Regions from separate parts of the Homo sapiens genome. Here region 2 is linked to region 1. Evidence: chromatin loops called from intact Hi-C (ENCODE). Cell type or tissue: psoas muscle. All regions are shown on one strand. Links, peaks and the distances in the headings refer to the core of each region. The heading gives the core; the rest is flanking DNA.

What was found. Peaks named below come from ENCODE experiments on the same cell type or tissue, not always from the same donor. Only the 100,000 strongest peaks of a DNase experiment are listed, where the experiment ranks them.
Region 2: a loop joins it to region 1, with 3 times the contacts of the local background. A loop is called at or near these places in 14 of 110 quality-filtered maps.

What each region holds. Positions count from the first base shown.
Region 1 is chrX:25,013,341-25,021,067 of GRCh38, forward strand. It overlaps ARX (aristaless related homeobox), which reads right to left and starts at 2,625. Exons shown (of 5, transcript NM_139058.3): 1 at 2,202-2,625; 2 at 1-458. The coding sequence starts at 2,397. RefSeq lists an enhancer at 7,252-7,727. In psoas muscle, for the core only: no CTCF peak of the experiment used is centred there; DNase peaks (open chromatin) are centred at 2,671 and 4,581; H3K4me3 peaks cover 3,541 bases; H3K27ac peaks cover 1,672 bases; H3K27me3 peaks cover 5,000 bases.
Region 2 is chrX:24,749,000-24,756,208 of GRCh38, forward strand. All of the region lies in intron 26 of POLA1 (DNA polymerase alpha 1, catalytic subunit), which reads left to right. Among named protein-coding and RNA genes, the nearest start is that of POLA1, 59 kb to the left of the region's middle. In psoas muscle, for the core only: a CTCF peak has its summit at 3,611 (motif pointing right); no DNase peak of the experiment used is centred there; H3K27ac peaks cover 546 bases.

The sequences.
Region 1 (7,727 bases), core at 504-5,503:
ACCCGCAGCCGGGGCGCTGCCCGGGCCGCCGGCCACGCCGAGGCGCTCCTCCGGGTGCGTGACGCCCCCCGGGCCGCCCAGCTCGTCCAGCGCGGGCGGCGGCGGCACGAAGGGCGCCCCGTTCTCGCGGTACGACTTGCTGCGGCTGATGCTCACCTGCGGCGCCTGGCTGATCTTGAGCGTGTCCCAGGCCGCGGCGGCCGCGGCCGCGGCTGCCGCGGCGGCCCCTGCGCCGTCCGGCCGTTCCCCGGGCCGCGCGGTTGGCGGTGGCGGCGGAGGGGCCTCCCCGCGTGGACCCGCCGTGGCCGTGGCGGCCGCTGCCGCCGCCGCCGCCGCCGCCGCCGCCGCCGCTGCCGCACCCTGAAGGAGGCGGCCCCCGCCCGGGCCGTACAGGCGCCGCAGCTTGGGCGGCAGGTGCAGCTCGGCCTCGAACGGGGCGCTGCTGCTCTTAGGGGAGCCTGCGGGCAAGGGAGAGCTATCAGCCAGCCGGCCGGCCGGGGAGTCCCAGCCAGGGCTGCTGCCGGGGCCCGCCCGCAGTTGCTCCCCCAGTGCCTAGGCCCAGGCGTGCGGGGACCGCGCACCACCAGACTTCGACGCCTTGGCCTCTTTCTCCACTTTTCTTGCTTTTTCTTTTTCTTTCTTTCTCTCCTTCTCCCTTTCTCTGGGTTCCTTCTTTTTTCCCCTTTCCTCTCCCTTCTTTCCGTTCCCTCTCTCACTCTCCCCCTTTTATTTCCTATCTTCCTTCCCTTATCTATTCCTCTTGCCCCTCTCTCCCTTCCTTTTCTCTCCTTACCTTTTTTCTTTTTCTTTCTCCCCCTCCCTTCTTTTCCTCACCTCTCTTTCTCCTTCTCTCCCCCTTTCTTTCTCTTTTTGCAGGCTTTCTCTCCCCTCTCTCCTTCTTTCTTCTTTATTCCTTTCTCTTTCCCCTTTCCTACTCTCTCATTTTTATTTCCCTTCCCACGTCGGGGCAGAGGAAAATCCGAAAACATTCTACAACTTTAAAAGAAAATCACCACTATCCTGAAAACTTTGCGCATGACCTCTGCCCGCTGCTCCACCATGAGGGCAAGGGTTGGCAAGAGGGGTGCAGCCCTGAAGGCGACCGCTGCGGGGCGGGGTGGGGGAAAGCGGCCCTGTGGCCCCAAGTGCAGGCCGCGCCCCAACAGCCCACAGCGGGAGAGGGTGGGGGGGCTTCTTGCACAAAAAGGCAAAGAAAAATCATCCTGGCAAAAATGTTCTGGGAAAGGTCTGGGGCAGAGAGGGAGTGGGAGTGCAGCAGGCGCAGGCCGCTCCTTCCTTTTGAGGAAGCGCCTGGCATAGGTGCCACTGCAGGCTAAAAAAAGAAAAGAAAAAAGTCAGTTTTATTTAAATGCCCCCTTCTCAACCGTCTGCTCCTGCCATCCAAATTGCGCTATGGCCGGACCGCTGGTTTTTGGATTTTAAAAGAAACCAACAGTTCTTTCCTTTCCCTGCGACACCTCTGCAGCAAGCTCGAGGCGAAACTTGAGGATAACAGGTTCGGGGTAAAAGGACATTTGTTCTGGAATTTTTAATTTCAGAAAAAAATAAAATATTTTAAACAGCTCGTCTATTTTAAAAAATAAAATAGCAGAGAAAAAATTAGCATCCAGAAGTCACACATTTCATACATTTTAAATACATTAAGGAGCATTTGGAGAATCCCAGGAAGATGTTTTCTGCAAAGCTTGGGTTTAAAAGGTCACAAGTAATCTGCAATTAAAAAAATAAAACCAAAACATTGCATATACAGAAATCTTCCAAAGAGGAAAGGCCAAGGCTCACTCAGCCTGGAGACCCCGATTCACCAGCTTTTGGGCTTCTTGTCTTCATCAAGTTGGTGCTACAAGGGTCCACCGGCCATCTACTGTTTCTGACCTGTCGCCGCTCTTCAGAGCACACCCAAGGCCACCAAAAGGGGCATTTAAACAACCTAACGATCAACACCGAAAAGCTAAAGGCTCCCTAAGCGAAAACGGGCCTTTTTCTGGAAGCAGGGAGGGAGGGAGGGAGAGACAGCCCTGGCTAGATGTTTAACGCTCTTTGAGGCAGCAGGCCTCAGAGTTATGCCCTCTCCTTCCTTCCTCTCCAAATTGACAATTCCAGGCCACTGGCCCCCGAACACCAAACATCCAAATCAGGGCCCAATGCCCTTAGTAAGTGCCTGACGGGAGCATCCTTACCTTGCACGGCCTTTTCCGGGTCGGCGCGGCTGGTCAGCGGAGCAGGCAAGCTCTGCGCGGCTCCCAGCAACCGCATTTTGCACGGGCTCCTCCGGCCCAGGATGCTGTCGATGCAGTAGGAGGAGAGCAAAGTTGGAGATTTACTTTTGCACTCGGGCCTCTCGGAGCAGCCCTCCTCCTGGTACTGATTGCTCATGGCTGGGGCTTTTTCCCAGGGCGCAGAGAGCGGATCGCCGGCTGCCTCTCCCGGAGGGTGGGATGGATGGGTGTGTGTTGGGGGTGGGGTTAGATAGCGGGTTATAACGGATATTATTGCGATCTTTGTGCCTTTCTGCCTCCCTTGGTTGCCGGCTGCCGGCTCCCGCCCTGCCCGCGGCCCGAGCTCGCCCTCTCCGCGCTCAGGACAAGCGGTAACAAGTGTAGTGAGCAGCGGGCGCTGAGCTCTGGAGTCTCTCTCCTCCACGTGCTGAGAGGCGCCCTCTGATTGGCTCTCGCCAGAGGCCGGGCTGCGTCGGCCTGTGGGCGCGGCGCAAAGCCCGGACTGGATTCCAGAGGGGCAGGCGGGGGTGGGGGCAGCGGGCACGCACCAGAGCCAATTTTCCTTTTCTTTCTTTCTTTTTTTAAGTTACCAATTTTCTAAGTCCGCTATCCTCTTCCTGCAGCTCCTCCTTTGACCCTTTAGTGTTGGCCGAAGTTCTAGCTTATTGGGATGCCAGGCCTGTGAATGCCATCTGGGTGGCGTGCGCCCCTTCCACCAACCCGAGGACCTCGCTCCCTGGAGGCGAGGCCTCGAGGCTCACGTTCAGACTCACTCGGCACTTTTCAAAGCCGATATTGGGCTCCCAGGACACCGCCTTGACCTCCCTGGCGCTCAATTGCCGTCCTCTCTAGGCCGGACGGGCGTCGGGGGGCCAGGGTGACCGCCCCAAGCAAACATCTGCCGTCTGGGAGTTCGCTTTTCTCTTGCGGCCCAAGGCATTGCGCTGTCTATCTTCACCCTGAGCCCGACTGTGTCTCTCTTGTTTGTAGCGTCCCCCAACCGCTCTCCTCTCCGTTTTAAACTCTGGAATGGGAAAAAGCCTCCTTACAGACAAAGCTCTGCCATAGGCGCGCGGCCTTCCCTAGAGCATTTACTGGGTGGGAAGGGACAGGCGAGTATCAGCAGCGAGGAGGGGCGACTGGGGACGAGTCTGGGGGCCTCCTCTTTCTCCCTGGACTCTCTTCCCTCTTTCCCCCACAAATTCGTATCTGTTAGGCCTTCACCCTGAGGCTGTTCACCTTCCAATCGCAGCTAGGGAGCAGAACCCTCAGGGATCCCTGACCTCTCCAGGGTGGAAGGAACCCAAATTCGGCTGCAGCCAAATCTAAGCGTCTAAAATTCTGAATTCTCATGACCTGGCTCCCTTGAGCAAAGGTGAGAGAGTGAACCTTAGAGAGAGCGCCTTTCTTCCCAAACAGTTTCCAGCGCCGAGAACTAAAACCCAACTCCAACTGATGTTGGGTCGAGCCTGGGCCAGCACGGACGCCTTCCCTGCCTGGGTGCAGGTTCCCAGGGATTTCCAGGGGCCCCAACGCTGGCAGAATTGGGGCGAAGGTGGTGGGTGAGAGAGGGGCCAGGGAGGGGGAATCCACGCCGGGTTTTCCTCTCTCAACTCCCTTCAATGTGTCAAAGAGAAAAGCATTTTACAAAGGATTATACTTGAATCACTTACAGTCAGTATTTAAAAATACAAGGATGCATAACTGGGATTTTTTTTTTTCAGCCATAAACATCTGCATAACTCTTGGATGCTGGTGGGTGGGTAGCAGACAGATCGGGCTGCCTCCGCAGGAAACTTCAAGACAAAACTGGGGGGAGGGGATGAAGGGTTGGGAACAGGCACATTAATAATGCGAATACTAATACTGATACTACTACTACTATTAAAGACAGGACAAAAAGAATTCCTCTGTCCCTCTCTCTCTCTCTCTCTGGCTTTTAGCTTAATTCTCATCCGTTTTTTTCTGCACTTGGATGATAGGGCGGGCTGTGGTGGGGAGCGGAGGAGAACCCGAGCCATCGCTGACATTTGATTTTCCTTTAAGCCCTCTCTGCGATTCAAAGTCACCTGGGATCTCTCCTTGCCTTTCCCGCATTCTTCCTTTTCCATCCCCACCAAGAGTTCGGTGTTTTTACACCGTCCGGTTCAGCTTTAAACTAACATTCTGCGCGCTGATTTCCTCCCACATTCCCTCCCCCGGCCCCGAAAGCCCATTCCAGGCGCGCGGGTCTCATCGCAGCCAAGAGGAGTAAAGACACTTCGGTTTCCTCCTAGCCTCCAGCCGCGGACCCTCGCGGGCGTCCCTGCGGCTTGGTGGTTGGGAGAGACGGAGGCACTTTTCCCTCCCCGGCGGGCCCCGCGTTGGAAATCCACAAGACCCGGCTGCCGGGTGGCTCAGTGACTTCAGAGTCGGCTCCGCACACGCAGGGAGTGGGCTGAAAATGAGTCCAAGAAAGATCGTGTTAAACAAAAACACAAATGCACAAATCATTTCTGAGAGCCCAACGGAGTTTCAGCTCTCTGGGTGGAAGACTTCTTTGCCTCCATCCCCCCTCCTCCCCCTTGTGCAGCTGTTCTTCTTTTAAAAGAAGTCGGACTTTCTGCTGGGGTGTATTCTAATTTTAATCATCCACTGTAAAAGGGGAGGTTAACAAAGAATTTCTGATTCTGACTTAATGATCCCTGGAATTAGATCTAATTCTATTAATGGAATATAAAGTGTTTTCGGGGGAGACCTGTGTGAAAACACTAGTTTTATTTGTTCTGTTATTTTATTTATTTTTGTTATTTTCTAATCAATCTTCCCAAGTGAGGATGCTATTGGGAAACACGTCCATTCACCTCGGGGAGAAGGGCCTGACCTAGCTCACTCTACACCCAGTGGCCCTGAGACCACCTTTGTCACAATCCAATACCCAACTTCAAAAATCTACAATTAACTTTTGCTATTTCTAAGAGATTAAATTTAAAAAATTACAGAAAACTTTTCTAAGGTGCTGGGTAGAGAGACATAAGACTGTGCTGTGGTCTCCACAATGCCTAATCAGGATATGGGATTATATATATATATATATATATATAAAATATGTTATTCTATATATCATTTTAGAAACAAAATTATGCGTCTAATATCTAGGAAGAGGGTAACTGATGTGTTGAGTGGGCAGACTTTTAAGAATTGGGCTATAGGATTACGTATGAAAGAACTTACAGTTTAGCCCAATTTAATTTTACTTTGCCAGGAAAACGACACTTCACTTTCTTTTTGCCTCACTTTTACTCACTAATCAAAAGTAATTGCATTTTAGTGATAATATCATTCTTGTTTGTACTTTGTTATTCACAAGTCCTGGCTCCTCTAATCTTTGGGGTCTGTAGCTGTTGGTTTGCTTTTCCTGGTCTGCTTGGAAAACAATGGTTTGCAGTTTATCTGCTTTTAAAATCAATCACTAAATAAAAATGACAATAATGGCTGGAAGTGAAGGTCACATGTGTTTAGAACTGTTGTTTATGGTGAAAAATGGGGCTTGTTCCTAGAACTGGAAATAATAATTTACCTAGAAGAGGAGAGTGGAAGGAGAAACCCCTTTCTTTTCTGAGAGCTAATTCTACATTATAGTTTTAAAATTACATTTGCAAGAAATGTGGAATAAGGGGGGGTGGCAGTTAGATGTCATTATCCAGAAAAAAAAAATGTTTGGAAGAGAGTTAACCTCACATACTTTTCATTTGAGATGTTTTAATTTATTGTGCAATATACACATAGATAAATCAAGCTGTGATGGGCTTCCAGTTGCACCGGACGGCTCAGGTCCCCTTAAATTACGATCAGCCTCTTCAAAACATATATTTAAACAATAGAAATAAACTTCATTGGAATCTAGCGACCAATTTGGAAGCCACTGGAAGAGAAGACAATAAGACCTGATTACACGCAAGGATTCTCTGTGATGTGATATCCCTTTTGCCAAGTCATTTTGCTGTTTTATTTATTTAATTTCTTTTTTTTTTTTAAACAAACTTTCATTCATTTATGGTCTTCCGCAACCTGCTAATTTAACACTGGAGCGCGTTATTGCAGTGTTAGGAGGAGAGAAAGAGAGAGAGAAAACAACAATACTGCAATGATCCAAATGATACAGTAGAATTATAGCAATTATAGTTCTACTTGTGGAAGAAAACCTTGCTGAGATCAGGCAAACAAACTGAAGCCTTGTGAGGATAACAAGCGTCGGGATTGACAGCCGGTGCTGGGAAGAGCCGGAGGGCACAAACAGAAATATTTGCTTCCCCCCACCCCCCCTTAACTCCAACCAGTCAAGGTTAACCTCCTCAAACGCTGCTTTCAGAGTCTTATCCACTTCAGGGTATGCATTTTATGCACAAATCGAGGTGTCTCCTCCTGGAAGTCTGGTAATAGGAGGAAGTGTAACATAATCCGCTTGCCTAGAACTTGCCCCTCGCCTTCTTGGCCTCCTGCGTGCTCTCCACTTCCTACCCTGCCTCAGTTCTCCCCACGGCTGTTGGGATCTCTCTGTGGACGGTGTTTATTTGTTGATGTATTTTCAAAGAAACAGCCCGTGGAAAGGTCCAAAGGGACTGATAGAACTTGGATTTCCTGGGAAGACTCTGTCGCGTTTGCTAATCCTTCCCTCTTCGCCGTGTCCTCCTCCTAAGCCGTGGGTTCCACAGTTAGGGCTTGGCTGGGAGAGGTTTGTTGGGAAGCAGCTTTTTTGGAAGCCTCCCGAGGACCACGGCCGAGCCCTCAAGGTATGGACGCGTGAGTGTGATGGCTATGTTAGGACAACTCCCCTTATTTGCAAACTTCCTCACTTTCTGTTGCCCGTCAGCAGCCGGGGGAGGGGGTGGGGGAGCAAGAACTAGAGAGGAAAGAGACCCCCTCACCGCCACCACCATCAGCCATCCGGGCGGCAGCCGAGGCTTTTTCAAGCTTTGCTCCAAGCATAAAGCTGGACGAGATGGTCGCAGCCTCCTGTCTGCTCTCAGAAGAGGGGGTGTGTGTCCCCTCCCACGGGCGAGAAGCAGGTGGTTGGGCTCTGAGCTCTCACGGAGTTCCTTGGCGGGAGTTCCCCATCTCCTGCCGCACCCATCCCTCCAGGTTTCCAGACCTGAGAGAGAGGGAAACTTTACTGTGCCCTGTAATCACCACCATCTGCTTTCTCCTCTCCTCCGCCGGACGGCGGGACCCCGCCTGCGGCCAGGGTCGAGGCGTCCCCGGTGCAGCGTTGACTCAGTAGCTGCTGCTCCGGGCGACCCTGGACGGGGTGGAGGGTGGGGACGGGTGGGCACAGATTGGAGCTAGAGTAAGATGCAGCGGGCTACCCAACGCGTGTGTCAATTCCCAGGCCGCGCGGACCGGAGCTGGGCTGTCGGCGTCCGCACCCCCAGCCTCCCCACCTCAGCCCCCTTTTCGGGCTCGGCTCAGCGCCACGGCCAGAGCGCGCCCCCTAGCGGGGGCTCCGAG
Region 2 (7,209 bases), core at 795-5,794, 260 kb before region 1:
GCGTAATAACATTCACATCTCTAGATATGAGAGTATTTTTAACTATACATGTTATAGTGTGGGAGAGTCAAGTTTATTACCTAGTTGTACAGCATCAAATACAGTACCCCTCTCTTTGGATGACAGGTTTGAGACAAATAGGCATTTAAATAAGGTTTCATTAATTCGTGTGTGTGTGTATTTATTATTGAACATCTACTGCATGCCAGGCATTGTTCTAGGTTCTCAGGATAGAGTGTCAAGCAAGACCTAAACGATCCCTGTTATGAGGCTTACATTCTACCCAGAATGGGAGGGGTTTGGGGTTGGGGACGACATGGGTTGGGAATGTGGGGTGGTGAGAGGGTGGTTTGGGAAAACAGACTTTAAATAAGTAAATAAACATGTATAAGAAATAACAGAAAATATGATAGAAGTAAATGCTCTGTAGATAATTAAAACAGGATGGTGGGCTAGAGAATGTTTGGATGGCTGGTTTAGATTGGTCAGGGAAGGCTTCTTTGAGGAGGTGACATGAATGAGAATGACTTAAGAGAGTTTTTTTTTGCTGATGGATTAGCTTGGAGTGTGAGTGAAAGGTAGAAATCAGGAGGATAACTAGTAGAGCCTTTTACTAAGATGGAGGAAACTGGGAAAGAAGGATTAAGAATTCTGTCATGGATGTGTTGCCTTTGGCATGAGTAATAGAATTCCAGACATAATAAGGAGGCCATTGGATGTATAGATCCAGAATTCCAGGAATACATCAAGACAGGAGTTATGGATTGAGAGTTATTGGCTTTAATAAGATGGGCCAGATACCAAATAGAATTTAGGTACATCACTTTATGGACACTGTAAGCTTCAACTGTTTTAGTACTATGTGCATGGGTTTTTCTTAATTTGTAAAAGAATAGTTACGCTGAATATTAAATTCCATTTAACTCCCTGTCTGTGGGTTTAAGACTATTTAGCCTTAAAGGAGGTAGGTAGTGGTCATGGGAAAAATGCTTATATTGGGGGGTCTGTACTCTGAATGCTCTAGAGCAGTGGTTGGCAAATGATGGCCATCGGGGCAAATGCAGCCTGCCATCTATTTTTGTAAATAATGTTCTATTGGAACAGAGCTAAACTCATTTATTTATGTATCATCTGTGGCTGCTTTTGTATTACGAGAGCAGAGCTGAGTAGAAAAGATGGAGGCTCACATGGCCCGCAAAGCCTGATATATTTACTCTCTGGTCTTTTTTAGAAAAAAAGTTTGCTGACCTCTGCTTTAGAGTTTAGATCAACTCTGTCCAGTAGAACTTTATGATGATGAAAACGTTCTCCATCTGCACTATCCAGTGCTGTAGTCTCTAGCCACAAGTGGCCAGTGAGCACTTGGTATCTGGCTGGTGCCAACTAGCTGAGGAACTGGATTTTTAGATTGCTTTAATTATAATTAAAATGAATTTAAACTTAAATAGACAAATGTAGCTAGTGGCTACTGTGTTGGACAGTGCAGATCTAGCTGGTATATGAAATAAACGTCAGGATGTTCAGAATCACTCTTCTGTTGGCAGCCGTATCTCAAAGATTTGTCTTAGGGCACAGTGAGGAAGGGCAAAACATGTATTGAACGCCAGTGATGTGATAGAAGCTTTCCTATGCATTATTTCACTGAAATTACACAAGAATCCTTTGAAATAGATAATAACGTTTTCATTTTTTAGATGAGGAAGTTAAAACTCAAGGAGATAAAGTATAACAAGTGGTTATTTTGAATGTAAATCCTTTTAGTACAGTAGGGTTGTCTCTTCCATCTCAAGATGTCATTTATGACTCTGGTTCTGCTTTATATTCGACCTCTTATTACAGGAAGATCATGATTTTTGGTACCCATCTCAAGACACAGGTCTCTTTTTACATGAGAAAGATATAGGTGTTTTAGGGGCTAGTTGAAGTGAGGGAAGGGAAGGATGCTTTCAGTTTCTTAAGCTAAGTTTACTTTAAAATTATTTAAATTTTATTTCTTTACAAGTATCCAGTGGCTTCTGATGGAATACCATCTTATTTTTGTATTAGAAAATGCACTCACTATGCCCCAACTGGGTGATAATACATGGGTTGACTATTGAGATTGGATCAAGGTTACTCTTAAGTTTCTCACGAGAGGCAATAGTTGACAATTTACTCCCTTGGAGAGTGCCTCTTGCTGCTGGGAAATCCCTGTTGTTACATTTTCCACATTGGCTCAGAAATCCACAAGCTTAAAAGGGCACTGTTGATAATGATAAGCCCCAAATTTGTCCAATGATCTCCCCCACTCTCCTAATCCATTGGATTTTAAGGGCAATGGTTTTCTTTAGCTGGATTTTTAATAGCGAGTTTAAACACAATTTTAATTTTTCTGTTATATAAAATATAACAATAACAAATCTTTAATAAATGAACTATAAAAAACCCTGTTCTCTCCACTAAAAAACAAAGGATTTCAGACGAATCTAGAACTACTTGTTTGTGATTTAAATTCTTGGTATCTGCTTTCCTCTTTTCTCTTTACCCTTTGCTGTTTCCCTCAAATAAGGATAAATAAAACTCTGGAAAGTAGGCCTTTAAAGTAATATGAGGCTACTGAGAAATAATAATTACGCAGTTTCTCCCAGGAAATCTTATTCTAGAAGAAGATCCAAAGTCACTTACAAATATTATTTCCTAATATAAAAATGATTTTTAAAGTATTGGTGATAATTGTTAGCACTGGTGGATGGAAGTAGTCTATGTGATATCTTTCTTTGGGTTAGCGTCTCTTAATTATTAAAGAGGTAGGAGGAGTGAAGTGAAAATGAGAGCCAGTGTGCTGAGATTTTGGAATACCTTTGTAACTTATTAAACTAGTATTTTTTGTGACAAGATACGAGTGGGCAGAATAATATAGTAACCTGCAGATCTTACAAATTCTTTGCTTTTAAAGTCCTTGTGGGATAAATTAGATTAAGTTTCAAGTGGAAATTAATGAGAAGGAAACCTGGTAGCATGCCATTGCAAAAGATTATAAAATTTTGCATTTGGATGTGGATTAATACACAGCCTAGGGAGGCCTTGAAGCCCCCTTTTCCTTTTTATTTTTAAGTCTATTTTGTGTTTGCTCAGTTTTCCTGGAATCGTGCACGTTTGGCTCTAGCGACCTAATAATTTCTGTAATCAAATGTATTATGGCTGCTAGAATACTCAGAGTAATTACTAATTGTACTTTTTAAAACAGGTTTATAATAAAAGTGCTAGTAGTTGTGTCAAATGGGCATCAATATTGTCTTTTCACAGGTGTGATCTTTCACGCTTAAACTCTTCCATGATTTTGAATTGCTTTGTGGTAGAGGAATGAGCTAATGGGTAAGGAATTGTATGAGGGATCTCACAGTGTGTACGTTATTTAAAAGTAATGAAGTCAGTGTTTCAGAGTACTCTGTGGATCTATAGAAATACCATCTGTATTTGTGTTTGTTCTCAATGTGTGTGTAGAGAGGCATAAAAAAGAAATTGGGCAAGCCTATGGCACTGAGTGGACATATATTTTTAAACCATGAAGAAAAGGGGTATCAGTTGTCAAATGTCTGATGTGGTAATTGAAGTGATTGTTCACTAGATGGCGATAGACACCCTGAGATCATTAATCAATTAAGGATTTTATTCTGTGAACAATAGTGAAGGCAATTTAATGAGTTAAATCTGTCCACATTTTAGACTTTTATTAATTTTGGAACTATTAAAGAAAAGCTAAAACTGGCCCAAAGGATTGTAATACTCTAGTGTTTAAAATAATTATGATTTTTTAATCATTAGTTATATTGATAGGAACAGTAATTTATCATAGCAAGTTAATTCTTCTATCGAGTAGCTAAATTCTGATTTCTGGCCATGGAGACACGATACATGACTCCCTCAGTCACAGTATCAGAAGCTAATCTAAAGGGAATTGGAAATGATTTTGATATATGATTTTGCCTTTTTGAATTTGTTTTTTTATTGCGAAATTTTTTATTTTATTTTATTTTATTTATTTATTTTTGAGATGGAATCTCTCTCTGTTGCCCAGGCTGGAGTGCAGTGGTGCCATCTCGGCTCACTGCAAGCTCCGCCTCCCGGGTTCACGCCATTCTACTCTCCCTCAGCCTCCCGAGTAGCTGGGACTACACTACAGGCGCCCACCACCATGCCCAGCTAATTTTTTGTATTTTTAGTAGAGACGGGGTTTCACTGTGTTAGCCAGGATGGTCTCGATCTCCTGACCTCCGGATCCACCTGCCTCGGCCTCCCAAAGTGCTGGGATTACAGGCATGAGCCACCACGCCAGGCCTATTTTATTTTATTTTATTTTATTTTATTTTATTTTATTTTATTTTATTTTAAGAAACAGGGTCTCACTTTCTTGCCCAGGCTGGAGAGCAGTGGTGTGATCATAGTTCACTGCAGCATTGAATTCCTGGACTCAGACAATCTTCTCCCCTCAGCCTCCCTAGTAGCTAGGACTACAGGCATATGCCACCATCCTTGGCAAATTTATTTTTATTTTTTGTAGAGATGGAGTCTTGGTGTATTGCCCAGGCTGGTCTCCAACTCCTAGCCTCGAGGGATCCTCTCACCTTGGCCTCCCAAAGCTGTAGGATTATAGATAGGAGCCACTGTGCCTGGCTTTATTGGGGAATTTAAAACTGACTATGTACTTATAAGTATACTCATTGCATAACTTTAGTTTAACGGGAATATTTGTCTTGATGGAATAATTAGTACTTACTGACATTGGTATTATTTTATTTCTCTACTCTCTTATTTCTGTGTCCTTGAGAAAGCCATTTTTGGTCTGGATTTTTTATTGCATTTTAAAATGTATGCTCTGATGTTTAGGTATAGAGTCCATGCATTTTCATTTTCCTACCTGATAGGCTGAAATAAGCTTTGCCAGCCTGCTTGCCAGTTGGTCGTAGACTGCCTGGCTTTTAGTTGTGTTGGAGCTGGAATTTGTGCACATTAAAAGTGTATCCAAATCATTAATGCAAACATTACAATCTTGGCAAGCCTTTCTGGGATTTTCTTGGTGATGTGGTAGCACCTATCAGGATCCCTTGGGAAATGGCACTAGGACAGAGGGCTCTAGCCTTTGTTGATGTTGGTGATGAAAGAGAATGAGTGACTATGAAGAATTTTACAATTAAATATTAAGAGAAGTCTTTCATCTTTACCTGTAAATAACCAAAAATTTCACTTTTGCAATCTTTTTCTTTCTTTCTTTCTTTTTTTTTTTGTGGGGGGCAGGGGGGCAGAGTTTCACTCTTGTTGCCTAGGCTGGAGTGCAATGGCGTGATCTCGGCTCACCACAACCTCCACCTCCCGGGTTCAAGCGATTCTCCTGCCTCAGCCTCCCAAGTAGCTGGGATTACAGGCACGTGCCACCACACTCGGCTAATTTTGTATTTTTAATAGAGACGGGGTTTCTCCGTGGTCAGGCTGGTCTTGAACTCCTGACCTCAGGTGATCCGCCCACTTCGGCCTCCCAAAGTGCTGGGACTACAGGCATGAGCCACCGCACCCCGCTGTGATCTCTTAATAGCCTAGTTTTTCTTTAAAAAAGTAAAAGCAATAAAATATTATAGAGACAACTAAAGACCATTTCCTCCCCATCCTCTCTCATTTCTTTTTCTTTTTCGGAGGTAACTTGCCCAGAGTTGGTTTTGTCATTCTTGCCCATGGGTTGTTCTTTTTTGCTTCTGCAACGTGTATATACATGTGGTGTGTTAAAAGTTTTTACCATGTATGTGTCATGCTATACATATTCTTTTGCAGTTTGGAAAAGCAGGAGAAAAACTCTACTCTGTATGCCACATTTTAAGTATATTCATCTTGATACATTTTTAGATTTGATTCATTCATGTTAACTATTGTATAATATTTCGATGAATATAGCACAGTGTATTTTTTAATTCTGCCATCATCCATATCTTTAGGTTTCCAAGTTTTCATTTGTCTTAATTATTTGCTGTTACAAACAGTACTGAAGTAGACAATACCACCTTTGTGAGAGTTTCTCTGGTATATTTCTAGGAGTGGAATTTGTACAACATCCACAGCAGTATATGAGGCTTTATTGATAAGAGCAGCCATTTAATTTATCACAGCAAGCTCATTTTTAAAAATCAAGTAGCTAAATTCATATGTCTGGCTGGAGCCACAATACGTAACTCCCTCAGTCACAGTGTCAGAGGCTAATCTTAAGAGAATTGGAAAGGATTTTGATATACAATTTTGCTTCTTTGAATTTTTGTTTAGTTCTCTGTTGAGGCATTTTAAACTTACTATATATATACTTAGACTTGTTGCATAATCCTTGATATTCCACATCCTTGCAGCACTTATTATCTGAGTTTTTATTTTTTGGTCAGTCTCATGGGTATGAAAGGGTATCTCATTGTGATTTTAATTTACATTTTAAAATTATTAGTTAAGTTGGGCATCTTTTCATGTGTTTATTAACTCTTCCATTTTCTTGTCTGAATAGAACATAGATGTTCTATTTTGTTGGATTGTATGTCTCTTAGTATTCTTAGGTATTCAAAAGCCAATCCTTGTTTTGTCATTTGTGCTGCAGAGATCTCTTTCAGTCTGTGGCTTGTCCTTTTACTTTATTTGTAGTCTTTCATTATGCAGAAGTTTCTAATTTTAATGCCAGATATTTAATTTTTTCCTCCTTACACTATGTGGGTTTTTTTCCCACAAGAAAGCTTTCCCTCCTCTAGTGACGTAGACATTCTCCCCTGTTTTCTTCTAAAAGTTGCAAGGTTTGGATTTTCTTATTTAGGTCTTTAATCCTTCTAGAAATTATTTTTAGGAATGATACAAGTTAGGAATCTAATTGTACTTGTTTGCTTCCTTGTAGAGTTATTGAACGTTCCTGTATTGTTCCTGTATTCCAGGGGTTGGCAGACTTTGACCCATGGGCTAACTCAACTCAAAACTGCCTTTTTTTGTAAATTAAGTTTGATTGGGACACAGCCCTACCCATTTGTTTATGGCTGCATTTGTGCTACAACAGCAGAGTTGAGTAGTTGCCAGAGATACTGAGTGAACTCCAAAGCCTAAAATATGTCCTATCTGGCTCTTTACAGAAAAAGCTTGCAAACCCATGGTCTAAAAGATAGTCATGAAAGAGTAGCTCATATTTCCAACAGTAGCAGATATAGTCAGTGAAAATAG